Linked DNA regions of Homo sapiens: region 2 is linked to region 1. The links are chromatin contacts, found by Hi-C in ENCODE. All regions are on one chromosome and are shown on one strand. Each heading gives the region's core, a stretch centred on a gene start or an enhancer-like site at or near the end of the contact. The rest is flanking DNA. Distances are from core to core; before and after follow the strand shown.

The links. Hi-C counts contacts between places; a loop is a spot of excess contacts on that map.
Region 2: a map of endothelial cell of umbilical vein shows a loop between it and region 1 (2.0-fold over the local background). The contact joins the enhancer-like site here to the promoter of SNX7 in region 1. A Hi-C loop is called at or near these places in 2 of 168 maps with a recorded cell type or tissue (breast epithelium and endothelial cell of umbilical vein).

Annotation. Positions count from the first base shown.
Region 1 is chr1:98,656,464-98,664,316 of GRCh38, reverse strand. It overlaps SNX7 (sorting nexin 7), which reads right to left and starts at 2,596. Exons shown (of 9, transcript NM_015976.5): 1 at 2,406-2,596. The coding sequence starts at 2,585. It overlaps SNX7-DT (SNX7 divergent transcript), which reads left to right and starts at 3,545. Exons shown (of 1, transcript NR_189290.1): 1 at 3,545-4,010. RefSeq lists silencers at 2,215-2,284, 2,515-2,634, 2,655-2,794.
Region 2 is chr1:98,899,147-98,906,999 of GRCh38, reverse strand. The region is part of intron 5 of PLPPR5 (phospholipid phosphatase related 5); the gene reads left to right. Among named protein-coding and RNA genes, the nearest start is that of PLPPR5-AS1, 100 kb to the left of the region's middle. Within about 2 kb of position 3,564, at least 2 of the 41 ENCODE cell types and tissues checked have a DNase peak (open chromatin) inside an H3K27ac peak, as active enhancers do; they include endothelial cell of umbilical vein, where a contact is called at or near this core.

The sequences.
Region 1 (7,853 bases), core at 1,347-3,846:
ACTTCAAGTGATCCGCTAGCCTCAGCCTCCCAAAGTGCTGGGGAAATTCATACTCTTTAAAAAGCTTCTGGAAGAGTATACCAGACACATATTCACAAATAATCTAAGAGAATAAGGGGACTATAAAGGTGAATGTAAATTAAATATGTAGTTTGCCAATCTCAAATTACTAAAAGGGAAGGACAGTTTGCTTCATAAGTAATTGTGAGATTCCATCCTAGGATAGGCTGAACAGCAGTGGTGTTTGTTTTATAGAGGAGCAGGCAAGGAAGGTAGTGGAAAGGGAAGGCCACGTGGAGCAGGCTTTCTTAAATTTGCTTAACTACAGATAACGGTTGAGAAATTCAACTTACTGAAATGGATGAAAGTGGCTAATTTTAAACTTTTCCAACTACTCTTGTTGGATTTTCACTAATATTATATCTTTGCCTTAATCTATGTGGGCAGTTTCTACAGAAGTTGTTCTTAACTTTTTCTAAGCATCCAACACGCGCAGTTAACACTAACAAGCAGGGTGGACCCAGGTGTACGGGCTTTTAGAGTTTGGAAGGTCCCCTTTTAAAAGAATACAAAATTAGGTGGAAAAACACATTATTCAGAATGAGAAAAGAAATCTCAATAAATGATTGGAGCCATGGAGATCTAGATTCCTTAGTCTGAGAGAGCTTTAGGCAATTCACCAGAAATGCTTATTTAGAAATGCTTCTGGTCGGGACCTGTCATTTCCTTCCCACCTAGAACATCTGCGACTCCAGCAACCCCCAACACGCCCAGAGGTCTAAGCAAACGAATAGCGCTGAAGCTTCAATTTCATTAGCTTCACCTTGGATCTGCCTCTGACAAGAGGACCTCATTTAAACATTGATTCTTAAGAGTCAGCTAGAACACCTAGAATCTGGGGAAAGAGAAACCACTTGACAAGTTTAAAACAATCCGAGTCACTGTGGCTCAAGCCTGTAATCCCAAACCCTTTGGGTGCTGGAGGTGGTAGAATCCCTTGAGGCCAGATGGGTCCAGCCCCGACAAAAAAAAAAAAAAAAAAAAAAAAAAAAAAAAAAAAAAACCAGAAAGAAACCCTGATGATTCTGATACACCATTGCTATTTCCAACATCCCATCCCAAAGTTTCACAATGCATAACCATAGACTAATATTCCTTATCCAAACAGCAATGTAAAGAAGGAAAGAAAGTAAATAACCAACTGGCCAACTGTCGTTGATCTGAACATGAAGTATGTGTGGAATATAAAAAGGCAGAGTTTACAACTAAACATAAAATAATTCCATTGTTTTACTACTTAACAGAAAAGTCAAGAGCACAAAACTGTGATAGTCTGTTTAAATATTCGGAATACAAACCTGGGCCTATCATTCCATTTAAACCGAAGTAGAAATAAGTTTTATATACTCCTCTTTGGAGTCAGAGTATGCATGGTCACTTCCTAACTTTGGTTTGCTCTCCCAGAGTAAATGCGGTGGTTAAGTAGGTCGTTTGCTTTACCTAATATCTCCAGGTAACGTTAAAATGAACAGGCTTCTTAGTAATGAATACAGCGTTGTGATCTGAACTCAGGTCTTCTCTCAGCAGCAACTTGAGAAACTGGAGTGACATTCAACCTCCCTGCAAGAAAGGTATTTTTCTTTTCTAAAACCCTTTAAGAAATTACAAACACCAGTCTACACGTACCAAAAGTCTACCACTAGCCCCCACAAGTCAATTTCCCTCCAACAGTAAAATAAGCAAATAAGAGCCTTTGGTCCTAAATTTCCCGGGGGCAAGGAAAAACGAAAGCACTGGCTGTGGGTTGGGTGGCAGTAGCTGACCATCTGAAAAATCCTTAGCTCCTCAGCGGAGGAGCTTCCTGTTAGAAACAACCGTTTTCTCCTGTTCAGGGAGATTTCCTAGAACCTATTCCCACAAGACCCGAGACTCACCCAAGTCTCAAATCCACAAGCAACAACACTAAATTAAGAATAATTTCTCTAAACTTGGCTGCTCTCCCAGAGTTCAGGGCTGGCCTCGCCCGAAAAGCAGCTGGCGGGAGCGGTTTTGAGCCACCAGCCTCCCAGGTTCGGGAGCTGCCGCGAGGAAGATGTCTGTGTCAGAGAAGCAGAAAGGGAAAACAAATCACAACTTTGCAGACTCCACTAAGCCACAGCCCCGCCGAACGGAAGGTCAAAGTGCGGAGGAGGGAGCGGCTGCGGTTTGAGGCCCCGAGGCGACGCGGCCCCGGGTGCGGCCAGAGCTGGCAGGCGGGGTCCAGCAGCCCGGGGGACCTCACTCGTCCCCAGCTCAGAGCCACCGCCCCGGGAGGGCAAGCGCGCCAGAGGCAGCCGTCGGCGCAATGCTGGCAACGCCCGGAGTTGCCTTGGAAGTTTCCCGGGACTCGCCGCCGCCGCCCTCACCTTGCTGAACACCTCCAGGTCGTCCTCGTCCTCGTCCAGATCCAGCACCTCCGCCTGCAGCAGGGCGGAAGAGCCACTGCTGCCCGGAAAGGGGGCGCCGCCCCCCGGGCTCTCCCCGTTGGCGCCCCCGGCCGGGAGGCCCGAGGAGGGCGCCTGCGATGCCCGGCGCTCGCCCTCCATCCCGAGAGTGCGCGCCCAGCCGGCCGCCACCGCCGCCGCCAGCCCGGCTCCCCCGAGCGTGCCCATTGGCTCCCACGTCTCCTGCACCTCCCCGGCCGGCCCCGCTCCAGCCCCTCGCCCGCTGCGCAGACGCGGAACTGCCGGGACCAGCGCTGGCCCGGGCCGGGCGCATCCCCACCTGGCCTGGGGCGGGCTGGAGGGGCGGAACTGGGACTCTCGGACTCCGGCTACGTTGGAGAAAGGGTTGGCTGTACCCTGGAGAAGAGGAGAGACTCAAAGGTAGGAGGTGGGCGTCCTCGCATTGACCCAGTCGGGGGCCACCGAGTGACGGTTTCCGCAGTGGCGGGGTCTGGGAAGAAGCCACGAAGCGAACCGTCCACTTCGCGGGATCCACAGCGAGGCTGGAAGGCACCCGACCCAGCCTTGCCAAGAGAAAAAAAAAAAACAGCAATAACAATACTGTATTTCCTGTATTCAGTGGTTGCCTTTCTTCTTGGTTGTGATTTTCGAGCTAATGTAAAAATAAAGACATGAAAACTTCCCGTTTTGTTAATTGATTTTTGACCCAGTGACTGGCCTGTGCGGTCATTTCACTGTCGAGCCAGGAAAGCTGAGCTTTACAAACTATTTTCAGCCACTTTCAAATGCATCTTTACTCCTGGACGTCTTCCTGAAGTTAATGAGCAGAATGTTACCAAGACCCAAGGACAACTAGCAAGTCTGGAAAATTGCCACCGAGAAATAATCTTCAGTCCTTGCATTGCCAAGGCAAAGCTTTAATTATTTAACTGCTTATTATTCAAAAACAAAACTAAGTTCCAAAACTAATGGAAAATTTTGCCCACGTTGATATATTCTTTAATTTATCTTCAGGTTTTATTTACTTCCGTCAGCCCCACCTCTTTTCTGTAGGCCCATTTAAAAATTTTTAAATACATTAAGCTCTATGTAAGAATTCCTTATTTGGGGAAATAGAGAATATCTTTATTTCTGATTAGAGGCAAGGCCTTAATAATATATTATCTCCTAATCATTCAAATGTATTCCCATTGATTTCAGACGTGCACCCACCCTTCAGTCAGGTTGGTCACTGCCCCATGAGTATCCACATTTGTTTCTGTGCTTGATGATTTCTGTACTTTAAATGCCATCTCCTGCCCATCCTTCAGAAATTAAATATAGTCCCATCTCTTTCAGAAAGACTTTCTAAATGACAGTCTGTTCTCAATTTAGCATTTAATTTTATTCCATCTTGCAGATTGTATTTGTTTCATGTACAAGTTTTCCATTCCTTAGTAAATGATAACATTTTCAGGTTGAGGATCCTGATATGTATTAACCACAGTATCAGATGTACTCTCAAAATGCTCTCTGCTAATTTCTGTAAATAATATAAGTTATTAAAAGACTTTATTTTTTCCTTGATAAGCTTATTCTGACTAGTAAGGAAGATTCAAGGTTTTCTAATTGCAATCTGAACCAGGAAATTCTTAATAATGCTGTAACTCACAGAATTGCTAGAAACCATAGAGAATGGGCTCAGAAAATGGGCAGAATAAAGCAAGGCTGCACAGCTTGGATTATAGCCAAAAGCAAGGCCACAGAACCAGTGGTACAGACATTGCTGCTACCATTGCCTGATACTGGTTGCCACACCATCTTCACCAGTGTCAATATTGTCATTAACACTGATGTTACTGGACTCCAGTTGCTTTCCCTGGCAGCAGTACCACAGCTACCTCTGAGAACTTCCCTGCTATTACTGCCACAAAAATGTCTCCATCACCCTGTTTCTCTGTGTTGATTTTTCTAGTATTAAAACCCTGGAGAGTATGTGTGCTTGGCCAATCTGGCCAAGTTTCATGGAAATTCCTAAGGCAGAGAATTTTCTAAACATAGAAAGGCCATATTGATGCTTGTCAACCAAAAACAAGAAAAATAGGAAGAGGGGTAGGATGAGGAAGAAGAGTAGGGAAAACGTGACTATAATTTGCCCCTTTGGCTGTCCAATTAATATTACCTTTCTTCACATACTCCCCCTACCTCCATGCTTTGAGCACCTGAGCATGCAGTTCACAGCCCCTCAAAGGGAGATAATCCCAAACCTACTCATTATTAGTACAACTCCAAAGCAGTATGTCTATTCCTCCTGTAGTCTCAGCTTCCTATTAAGTGGGACTATCACTGGGTTTTTTTGTTTGTTTGTTTGTTTGTTTTTGAGACAGAGTCTCACTCCCTCGCCGAGGCTAGAGTGCAGTGGCGTGATCTCTGCTCACTGCAACCTCCGCCTCCCGGGTTCAAGCGATTCTCCTGCCTCAGCCTCCTGAGTAGGTGGGACTACAGGCGTGCGCCACCACGCCCAGCTAATTTTTTGTATTTTTAGTAGAGACAGGGTTTCACCATGTTGGCCAGAATGGTCTCGATCTCTTGACTGCATGATCCACCCGCCTCGGCCTCCCAAAGTGCTGGGATTACAGGCTTAAGCCACCGTGCCCAGCCTATCACTAGGTTTTTTAATGGAAGAATTCTTACTTGGGTACTAAAGCCTTTAAACCAGCATAGTCCAAAACTTGGAGTGCAAGTATAATATTAAGAGCAGCCCTACCCACTCCTGTCCTGTTTAAGAGAAATAATATCATACATTAATTTATGGTTTCATGAATATACATCTTGTCAAAAAGCTTTCTCTCCCTTATACTTTCCAGATGGGATCTCTTCAGACCATAACTGGATCTTTAATATTCAATTCCACCATCTATGAAGTCTGCTGTTTCTAGTAATGGGTTTTGTGATGAGACAAGTTACCCCATGGGCATTGCCCAAAGGCTTTACTTCTTTTGCTAGAAAGTGATTTAACTAGTTAGAAAAAAATATAATGTGCAAAATCTACTGAGGAATAGACCAGTCAATAAGTTCATGGACGAGCGTGTTGAGGGAAATCTGATGAGCAGAAAAAGCAAAGCCAATTTGACTTTTCCACTAAAGACAAATCATGGCATCCTCCAGTGTGGCAGGGTAAGGGTCCTGCATAGTTGCTGTGGCAAGCTGAGTGCTGAGCAATGGAAGCAGCCAATTATCCTTTAGTGAGAGGAAATCCTTATTTTTGAGCCAATGCATAGCATAAATCCCTGCCACCATGGCCACATGGTATGTGAAGCCATAGAACAAGCACTGGAGTTTCTAGAAAAGCAGTAAGATTAACATCCACAGGAGAATAAGCATTATTTTCAAACTTATTTCTGATGACATAAATTCATCAAATGAAAAGGCTTTTTTGGAGAGCATTGTTGTGGGCTACATACAAATATGCTTTTATTCTGGGGCCATTCCAAGAAAGTCACCTACATACATTTTCTCAAACCTTCTTGACCCCGAGATCCTACCTTGTTTCTTCTAAGTCTCATCAAGTCAAACCTCTAGCCTTTGTCCTGGAAAGAGCATAGAAGCCTCATTCTAACTGCCCTTTGAAGCATAGTGGGCACTGTTGTATACCAAGAGGAGGATTTCCCTTGTCCACTGCCCTTTTGCACTGCAATAACTACTAACTGATTCCCGCAAATGATAAAGATCCATCTGTAAACCAACTTTGGAGTTTTTACCCCTTAGTTAACTGTTCAGATAAAACTCCCTATGAGATCATAGGGGTAGACCTGCTGAGAGTAAAAGCCAAATGCTCATGCAATGTATGCTTATAGGACCACTTTCAAATATTACATTTCCACATGAGCATGGCTTGCTGAAGTAAGGCTGGATCAATTTTAGGATTTTTTTCATTATAGCACCCATTTCATGAGGAGCTGCTTGGATCACATAGTCACCTGATGTCACATGCTTATGTATCTAGTTGATATTGTTTGGCTATTTGTCCCCTCCTAAAGTTATGTTGAAGTGTGATCCCAAATGTTGGAGGTGGGGCCTAATGGGAGATGTTTGGGTCATGGGGGAGGATCTCTCATGAATGGCTTGGTGCCCTCCCTGTGGTAGTGAGTGAGTTCTTGCTCTATTAGTTCACACAAGAAATGATTGTTTAAAAAAAAAGAGCATAGCACCTATCTCTCTCTCTCTCACTCTGACTCTTTTTCTGAATCTCTCTCTCTCGCTCACTCCCTCTCTTGTCCTATGACATGCCTGTCTGTGCCCCCTTTGCCTTCTGCCATGAGTGTAAGCTTCCTGAGGCCTCAGCAGAAGCCAAGAAAATGCTGATGCCATGCTTGTACAGGCTTCAGAACTGTGAGCTAAATTAATCTCTCTTCTTTATAAATTACCCAGCCTCAGGTATTCCTTCATAGCAATACAAAACAGACTAACGCACTCATCTTCGCCAAAACCTGGTAACAAGCCAATGGCTGGTTTCTTAAATCTATCAGAGAGAGCACATTTTGCTCTAAAACATTAGTCTTTTTGATTTTCTTTCAGAACTTGTCACAGGCCCCACAGAGTATCCTTATTCTCTACAGGCTCATCAGTAATATTAACAGTGAAAGGTAGGCCAAGCGTGGTGGCTCACGCCTGTAATCCCAGCACTTTGGGAGGCTGAGGCTGGCAGATCACGAGGTCAGGAGATCGAGACCATCCTGGCTAACACGGTGAAACCCTGTCTCAACTAAAAAAAAAAAGAAAAAGAAAGAAAAAATTAGCCAGGCGTGGTGGTGGGCGCCTGTAGTCCCAGTTACTCAGGAGGCTGAGGCAGGAGAATGGTGTGAACCCGGGAGGCGGAGCTTGCAGTGAGCCGATATCGCGCCACTGCACTCCAGCCTGGGCAACAGAGCGAGACTCTGTCTCAAAAAAACAAAAAACAAAACAAAACAAAAAAAAAACAGTGAAAGGTAGTGAATGTCTACTTGAGTCAGACACTCTTATAAGTGCTTTATGCATGGGCACTCATTTAATCTTCACAAACACCTTAGGATGTAGACGCTATTATTACCATCCCCATTTTACAGATGAGGAGACTGATGAACAGAGAAGTTTAGTAATTTACCCAAGGTAAGTAATAAGTGGGAAATAATTTACTCCTCACTGAAAAGAATGTTACATAATGTTGTCTTTAAAAATAGAAAAGAGGCCAAATATGGTGGCTCATGCCTGTAATCCTAGCACTTTGGGAGGTTGAAGCAGAAGGATAACTTGAGTAACTTGAGGCCAGGAATTCGAGACCAGCCTGGGCAACATAAGGAGACCCCATTGCTTCAAAAAAAAAAAAAAAAAAAAAAAACTTTTTTTAAATTAGCTGTTGGTGGTGGTGTGCATGCCCGTAGTCTCAGCTAC
Region 2 (7,853 bases), core at 2,315-4,814, 240 kb before region 1:
ACGGTTATATTACTGACAGGTTTTATAATAAAAAATGAGAATTAAATTGATATCTGAGAAAAGATCATAGATATGGAGGACATACCACAGAAACCTAACATATGAATCATTGTATCTGAAGAAGATGATAAATGGGGCAATAGCAATATTCAGAAATATACTTTAAAGGAAATTTTCTTCCAAATAAATACCTGAATCTTTAAGATGGAAGGGTTAAACAGATACAAAACAACTATTGAAATATATATATTGGAATTAGATGTTTCTCAGTGAAATTTTTGAATTTCAGTACTGGAGAAAGAACCCTATAAATTCCGTGATAGGTAGTAGTATTGTTCCCAGTTGTTAGCTATTTCCTTCCTTAGGCAGAGTGTTCTTCCTACTCCAGTTACTTTGGACTTGGTCAAGAACATGTGAATAGACCTGATATAAATTTCATTAATCAGAAACATGTAGAGCTGTCACGAGTTTCTGCCGGTATTCTTGCTTCTGCCTTCTTGCAGGAAAAGATCATTTTCCAGACAAGTACTGCTGCCTCAGCCTGGGCTGTAAAATGGAAAGACAGGAGAAGCCAACCTGCCCCCAACCTGTGGCCTAGAGCAGATCCATAGAACCTGGCCAACAACATGTAGTATGAGGATGAAATAAATATTATTGTTGGAAGCCACTGAGCCTTTTGGGTTGTTATACAGTATATATATACATATATATGTATATATATAGTACTAGGTAATACTATATACCTAGTATATATACACACACACACTGTGTATATACACACACTGTATATATACACACACACTATATATATATATACACACACACTATATATATATACACACACTGTGTATATACTAGGTATATAGTATTACACACACTGTATATATACATACACTGTATATATACTAGGTATATAGCATTACCTAGTGAAAACTAACACAACCACAATGACAGAAAGAGTTGTTTACCTACCCAAGGCTGATAGCATGCTGGTCTCAGACTTGTGTCTGCATAACATTGGATGCAAGCTCTATCCTACTCTATCTATTCTAGATGGAGTAATGTCTTCAGAATTTTCAAGGAATTAGTTTGTGACATAATCCTATTTCCACCCAAAAGGTCATTTAAGTATTAAAATAACCATAAAATATCAGCTATGCAAGAATTTAGGAATTAAACTAATCACAAAAAAAGTACAGAAAATGTTTAGCAATTAACTGAGTAATATACCAGTAACTAGAGATCAAATTAGGATATGAATGAATTGGCAGAAAGAATAGAAACCATTTAAATATAAAACTTAATTAGATTTAACTGTGGTAAAATAAAGTAACAGAAACTGTACAAAACTATAAAATTTAAGTAGAAGATATATAAGAAAAGAAAATTATCTAAGATGACAAAATGAGACAAATTCTAGATAATACCAGCAAAAATGTTAAAGTACAAGACTCTCCAGATTTCATAAAGGTGGGACTCATTATCACTGCTTCATTCTTAGCATTGCTAACTAGGAAAAATGTTCAAGCATTTTAAAAAATAAGTTACCAAGAGTAGTTTAAAATGATTTATAAAAGGCCAATTACAAAGTATAAAATGTAAACAACACACATGTCAAAAAGTTGATGTCTATAATATAGAAAACATCCTAATTGGTAAAGTTCATGAATAGACAAATCATTAGAGAGCAAATACAATTAGGAAATAAATACATGGAAAAGTGTTCTGTGTGACCTTGTATGAATGTTATGAAGGATCTTTTATGCAACATTAAGAAGTTGATTCTTATCCTGTAAGCAATTGAGTACCTTCCAAAAAGGACTTCCTTAAAGTCCTTCCATAAAGGGACTTTAAGAAAGTGAGTAGTTTAATTCCTAAATGGCTTGTTCAGAGAGGAGAATAAGAGAGCAGCATGGAAGAACAAAAGAATCGGAAAGGCTATCGTAAGAATCCAGTTGAATGCTGCAGATGATGCTTACTAAATCTTAGTAAAGCCCAGCATGTTATGCCATTTTGACTGATGAGATGTCATTTGGCAAAGTCTGCTGTTAGGTGCTGATTTAGAGGACTTATCTCACCTCATGATTTACAGTAGAAAAGGGCTCCCAGCCAGAGTGTCACTAAGAAAACCATCCCTCTCCCCTACCCATAGTATATGCTGATCCTTCATCTATGGCCTTTCCCTGTTCTTTCTTCACGGATACCTCTCCTTTGTAATTAACAGATAAGGTGTGCATTGGCAGTCCTTCCAGATGATCCTCATAGGTCAGACTGCAGTCACCCCAACAGCAAAGCACTGAGCTCTGTCGTCCTTCTCTCTCTCCTGCCTGTGCTTATTCTCACTCCAAGGGCCAGTGCTGGGTCTATGAGACTGGCATAGGTCAGCACATGGAGATAATATATGAATTATCCATTTTAACTGATGCCATATAGAAAATATAGAGAAAAAGGCTTTATCTGGTAAAAGAACAAAAATATTTAAAAATAAATATAAGGATGAATAGGATTTGATAGAAAATGGGATATTTCCAGTAGATCTAAGGGAAATTAATATCCATATAGTTTTATTAAGGCAGGTACAGCAGGCCACAATAACCACTCCTGGCTAATTTGAAAATGCTTTTTGAGGAAATGATTTTTTCCATCTAAACCCAGGCATTATTTTTTCTTAGGTTGATGTGCTCCTAATCAATTGAACCAAAGGGAATTCTCTCTTGCCAAAAAAAAAAAAAAAAAAAGGGAAAGTAATGATAGGAATAGTTTACAAGATTCAGTTTTATACTTAGGATAAGGGGCTTTTCACCAACCTATACTACCCAATGAAGCTCATCATGTAAAAGCACACCCCTTTTAACAGAAACATCAGCTGAGTGAAAGTGATAAGAAGTGACGATAGCTCCAAAATCTAGAAATATTATAATGAGGATGTACTATTACAGATGAAAATTACCATGTTTAATTCCCATGGCAACTGCCAAAAAAATTATATGGATAGGAATGTTCTGAAAGAGCTCATGGTGACCCAAGGAATTGAACTTTACATTGATTGACTCTTTTGTAGATTTTATAAGATTACAGTGGTCATGGTGAAATGTGAACTGGAATGTAGTCAGAGTGATGGGTGGACAGAGAGCTTGGATTTTGCAGCTAGGTTTGAAGCCTGGTTCAGCTGCATAATAATGAAGTGGAGTTAGACAAATCACTTCTCTCCTTATCTGAAGAATTGATACAATGATGGTTTCCCTGTAGGATAATTGTTGGAATTAACACATCACAGATAAACTTCTCGGCACATAGTAGGTGCTTCACACAAGTTAGTTCCCTCCCGCAACAATCATTTCTTTAATGGGATTTTTTTTTTTAATTTCACACTAGGATACTCCCATACAAAGACTTCATGGATTTAAAAGTTTATACAGATATTGTCTATTTCATACATCGCACAAATGCAGGAAATACTGTAGTATAAAATGTTGCATATATTAGTGTCATAGCAATAGCAAAACAATCCTGTGGTTTCTTGCCAAGACAAATATGATTATACATTACTGTGTTCCCTGTGATAAATTCCTTTGAGGTTTCAGAATGCTGTGCGTGAGTAACTCTGGCAATCTATTTAAGATTCAGTTGATTTTCTATAATGCAAATCTTTGTTTTACAGAGCTGCTGAACTGTAATATAAATGTTATATAGGACCTTGTCAAAACAATCTTATTAGTGATTAGATATTGGAATAGTTAGTGGAACTAAATATGTTCATATTTAGGCATTTTTCTTAATCTAGGCTTTGAGCATTTATTAAAAATATTTGAAGTAAGTCAATATTTACATGCTATACTGTGTTCTCATTTGTAAAATTTAATTTTGTTTAAAAAAAGGAAATTGAAAGTGGAAGCTTAAAAATTTCCAACAGGCATCAACATTTTAGGTTGAAAATACTGGCACATTCTGTTATTATTTTGCCATATGTCATTTTCCTATTTGTACTCCAGTATACTCAGAATCAATTTTTCCACACTATTTATGAATTATTACATACTACATGAAAAATAAAAGACAGCTTTTCCCTTCAGTTATCTAACAGGCCTTTTATAAAAGCATCTTTCATTAAATTACTTTGGAATATAGACTAGAAGCTTTCTCATCTGATTTATGTGAATAAATATAGAATTGATGACTGTATCTTTAAATTATATGATTCATTCAGTCATTAGTTAAGGAGAGAATAATCAATGATAGATTTAAAAATCATTTCCAGTGCACACATAATTAGTTACACATGGATGGGAACCTGATCCCAGCCGTTCATCTCCCTCTTTTTTCAGGTCTATTTCCTTATTGGAGACCATCCTGGAGACACTATGGAGGGCCTTCAAAATCAATCAGAGGATCGCAGTTCTGTGAAAACATTTTGTTGAAAAAATATTAAATTTTATTTGACTAAAACTAGGTAAATAAGCAATGACTCAATTCACAGTTTTATGAAACAAGCAGTTTATTTTTCATAGTTTTGATTAAAGAAGAAATCAGTAAATAATTTGCATATATTTATGATCTGAAAATCTGAATAAGCAAAACAAAAAACGAATAGGAAGTATCTATGGGGTCATCACAATAATCACAGGAAACATTCTTAAAATAACCTTCAAGACCCAATGAACGTGTGTATGAGTTTGTGTTGAACACAGAATTTCCCTGTATATTTTATTGCCTTTATTCACATAACAATGCATCATAGATATGATTTCAGATCCATAAATATAACAGTCATATCAGGCATACTATTAAAAGCTAATCTTCAATTATAGCTTAATATGTGCTTGGAATTATGCAGAGAACTTCACATATAAAATATGTGAAGTCATTTGAGTGTGTCTTATTTCCATTTTAAGGAGAAAGGGACATAGGTTAAGTAATACATCCAAGGTCATACAACTGGTCTGTGTTCTGAAACAAGAATATGAATCCTTAATTTCCATTTTCAAAGAAATATGTTCCATATTTGTCACTTTAGAGCTCCAAATCATAATCACTGTGCTGCATGATATTATAAGATTATATTATTAAAAGTTATAATCCATATAAATTCTCTAACCATTATATTTGTTAGACATAGATTATTGCTTCCACTTCCAATTTTCCACAATTATAAGTAATACTAAGGTAAATGTTCCTTAAATATATATTTTTGTAAGCTCAATTAATAATTTAAGATAAATTCATAGACATAGAAGTGCAGAAACAGAGCATGAACACTTTTAAGGCTTTTGGTTGAATTCATATCTGTATGTTCTCTGCAACAATGGAGAACATTGTTCTTCATAACTTTTACAATCTTATAGGCAAAAAATAAATAAAGTTCTCATTTCAATTTATATTTTTGAATATTTTTCAATAAACTTATTTTGTATTTTTCTTTCGTACTGAAACAACCAGATGATAAAACAATAATTCAATAACTGACACACCAAATTTTAGACATGTCTTGGCCTTTAGACTTCATGTTATGTCTGGTGGGCCTAATTTTTTTTAATTTGGATTTATTAAAGCATAATTTGCATCCTGATACATCCTTCCTTGGCGTATAGCTTTATGAGTTTTGATGAATGCATACTTTCATGAAATTATCACCATAATCAAGTCAGAGAATGTTTCTGTGAGTCCCAAATGTTTCAGCCTTCCCCTTTGTAGTCATCCCTCCTTCAATCTCCAACTTCGAGAAACCACTGATTTGTCTTGGTTCCTCGCGTTTTGCCATTCTCAGGATATTATATAAGTGGACTCATGCATTTTGAGTTTTTGAGTCTGACTTATTTGTTACATGCATCTGTAGTCTGTGTTTTTCCCATTTAATTGCTGAGTAGTATCCTGTTGTATGGATGCACCACAGTTTGTTTATCCATTTGCCAATTGAAGGTTGGGTTATTTCCATTTTTTGGCAATTATGAATAAAGCTGATACAAACATTCATATACAGTTTTTTGGGAGTACACATATTTTATTTCTTTTAGATAAATACCTAGCAGTGAGATTGCCAGGTTGTATGGTAAACATATATTTACCTTTATAAAACATTTTTCAAGTTATCTGTGTCATTTCTAATGGCCCTTATGATTTTGAATGGTTCTGAAATGAATCTTGATGTAGCTCATTCAGATTTTTATCAGTGGTGCCTCTTTGTGAAAATAAGCAAGTTTTTAAATGAGGAGTTTTAATCAACTCCTGGTTCTACAAGAATTTATCATGCACTTGGTCCATTATCCACATCCTCCGATTCTTCTCTGTCAAGTAGTGTTAGGTTGCTTATTTAGTAAATCTAAAGCATTTTAAAAAGTTAAAGGAAAATGAAATAACTAAGAAGAAGCCAATTTTATAGGTTAAAGTATTAGTATATAAAACAAGGCATGGATACAATTTACTGTTGAGTTACCTTATCATCAGCTGTTATGATAGTGAAATTTTATTTATAATCAGATTCGTAATATATGAAATGTAACAAATATTAAATACAGAGCACTATGATATGTCTCGTGGGGAGAGAGAGAATTTTGTAACCATATACAGAAGATGATGATGGCTATACTGGAGGAACACATAAAGGGAGACCTGTCTGAACTTAGCAATGCTTGAAACGTCATCTTAGGGGAGATCTTCAGGACCATGAGCCAAGTGAGGACAAGAGAGAAGAATGGTCCAGCTGGAGAATCCAGCTCACGCAACGGTTTTGTTTAGCAGGCAAGATAAGGGCACGAGGGCAAGAAACTTGAGGATGCTGTTAAAGATTGATCTTATGATCAACTGTAGGGTCCAGAAGGAGTGAAAAAGAAGCGGAATTCATAAGGAGCATGATAGACTGGAACAGATGGATAAATTAGTAGTCAGGAAATTTCCTCATGGCCAAAGAAACCTTGTTGTGTGAGGGAGGTAAGACAGGAGTTAAGTTGGGATTTTACATTTCAAACATGATTACTGGTTGAGAATATAGCTATGAATAAGGGATAAAAGTGTGGTAGAGAGGAAGGTTATTATAGTTGAGGAGGTTAACAAACTTAGAAGACAAAGTGCATGGATACCCATATCCACCAAATACCATAAACACATTAGTATTCATAGACTTCCATGAAATTTCATGTCAATACGTTTGGGAAACATTGAGTTAAAGTGAAACAAACAATTAGCTGGGTGTGGTGGTGTGTACCTGTAACGCCAGTTACTCAGGAGGCTGAGGCAGGAGAATTGCTTGAACCCGGGAGGCGGAGGTTACAGTGATCTGAAATCTCACTACCGCACTACAGCCTGGGCGACAGAGCAAGATTCCGTCTCAAAAAAAAAAAAAAAAAACAAGTGAAATAAACAGGTATTTTCTGAAGGTCTTCTTAACACTTTTATGCATTGTGTAACTCTAAGCATGACATATAATGTGCAGTTAATGTCAAAAGGCTTGAATTCAAAGATTTATTTTTTGGAATTATTCCAGTTAACTGATTTTTTAAGCAATACTCTTTTGCCAGTGAAAGGACAGCATCTTAAAGAAGGAATTGATTTTACATCCCTGATAATGCTTACTTCATTAATCACTTTCTTCACCTTTAGGCAGTGGTACTCAGACTGGCATAAAAGACAATCCATTGCTTGTGGCACTTGCAAAAAGAGAAGATATCTGGGTTTCACACCAAGACATTCTGATCCAGAAGGCCTGGGCTTGGGCCCCAGGACTTGTACTACATCAGTCATATCAGGTGATCCGGATGTGGAGTCAGCACTTGATCTGGATACAGCTGGGCCTGCAGAACCTCTGACACAGTGGTTCTCAATATTGGCTCTACATTACAATCATCCAGAGAGCCTTCAAA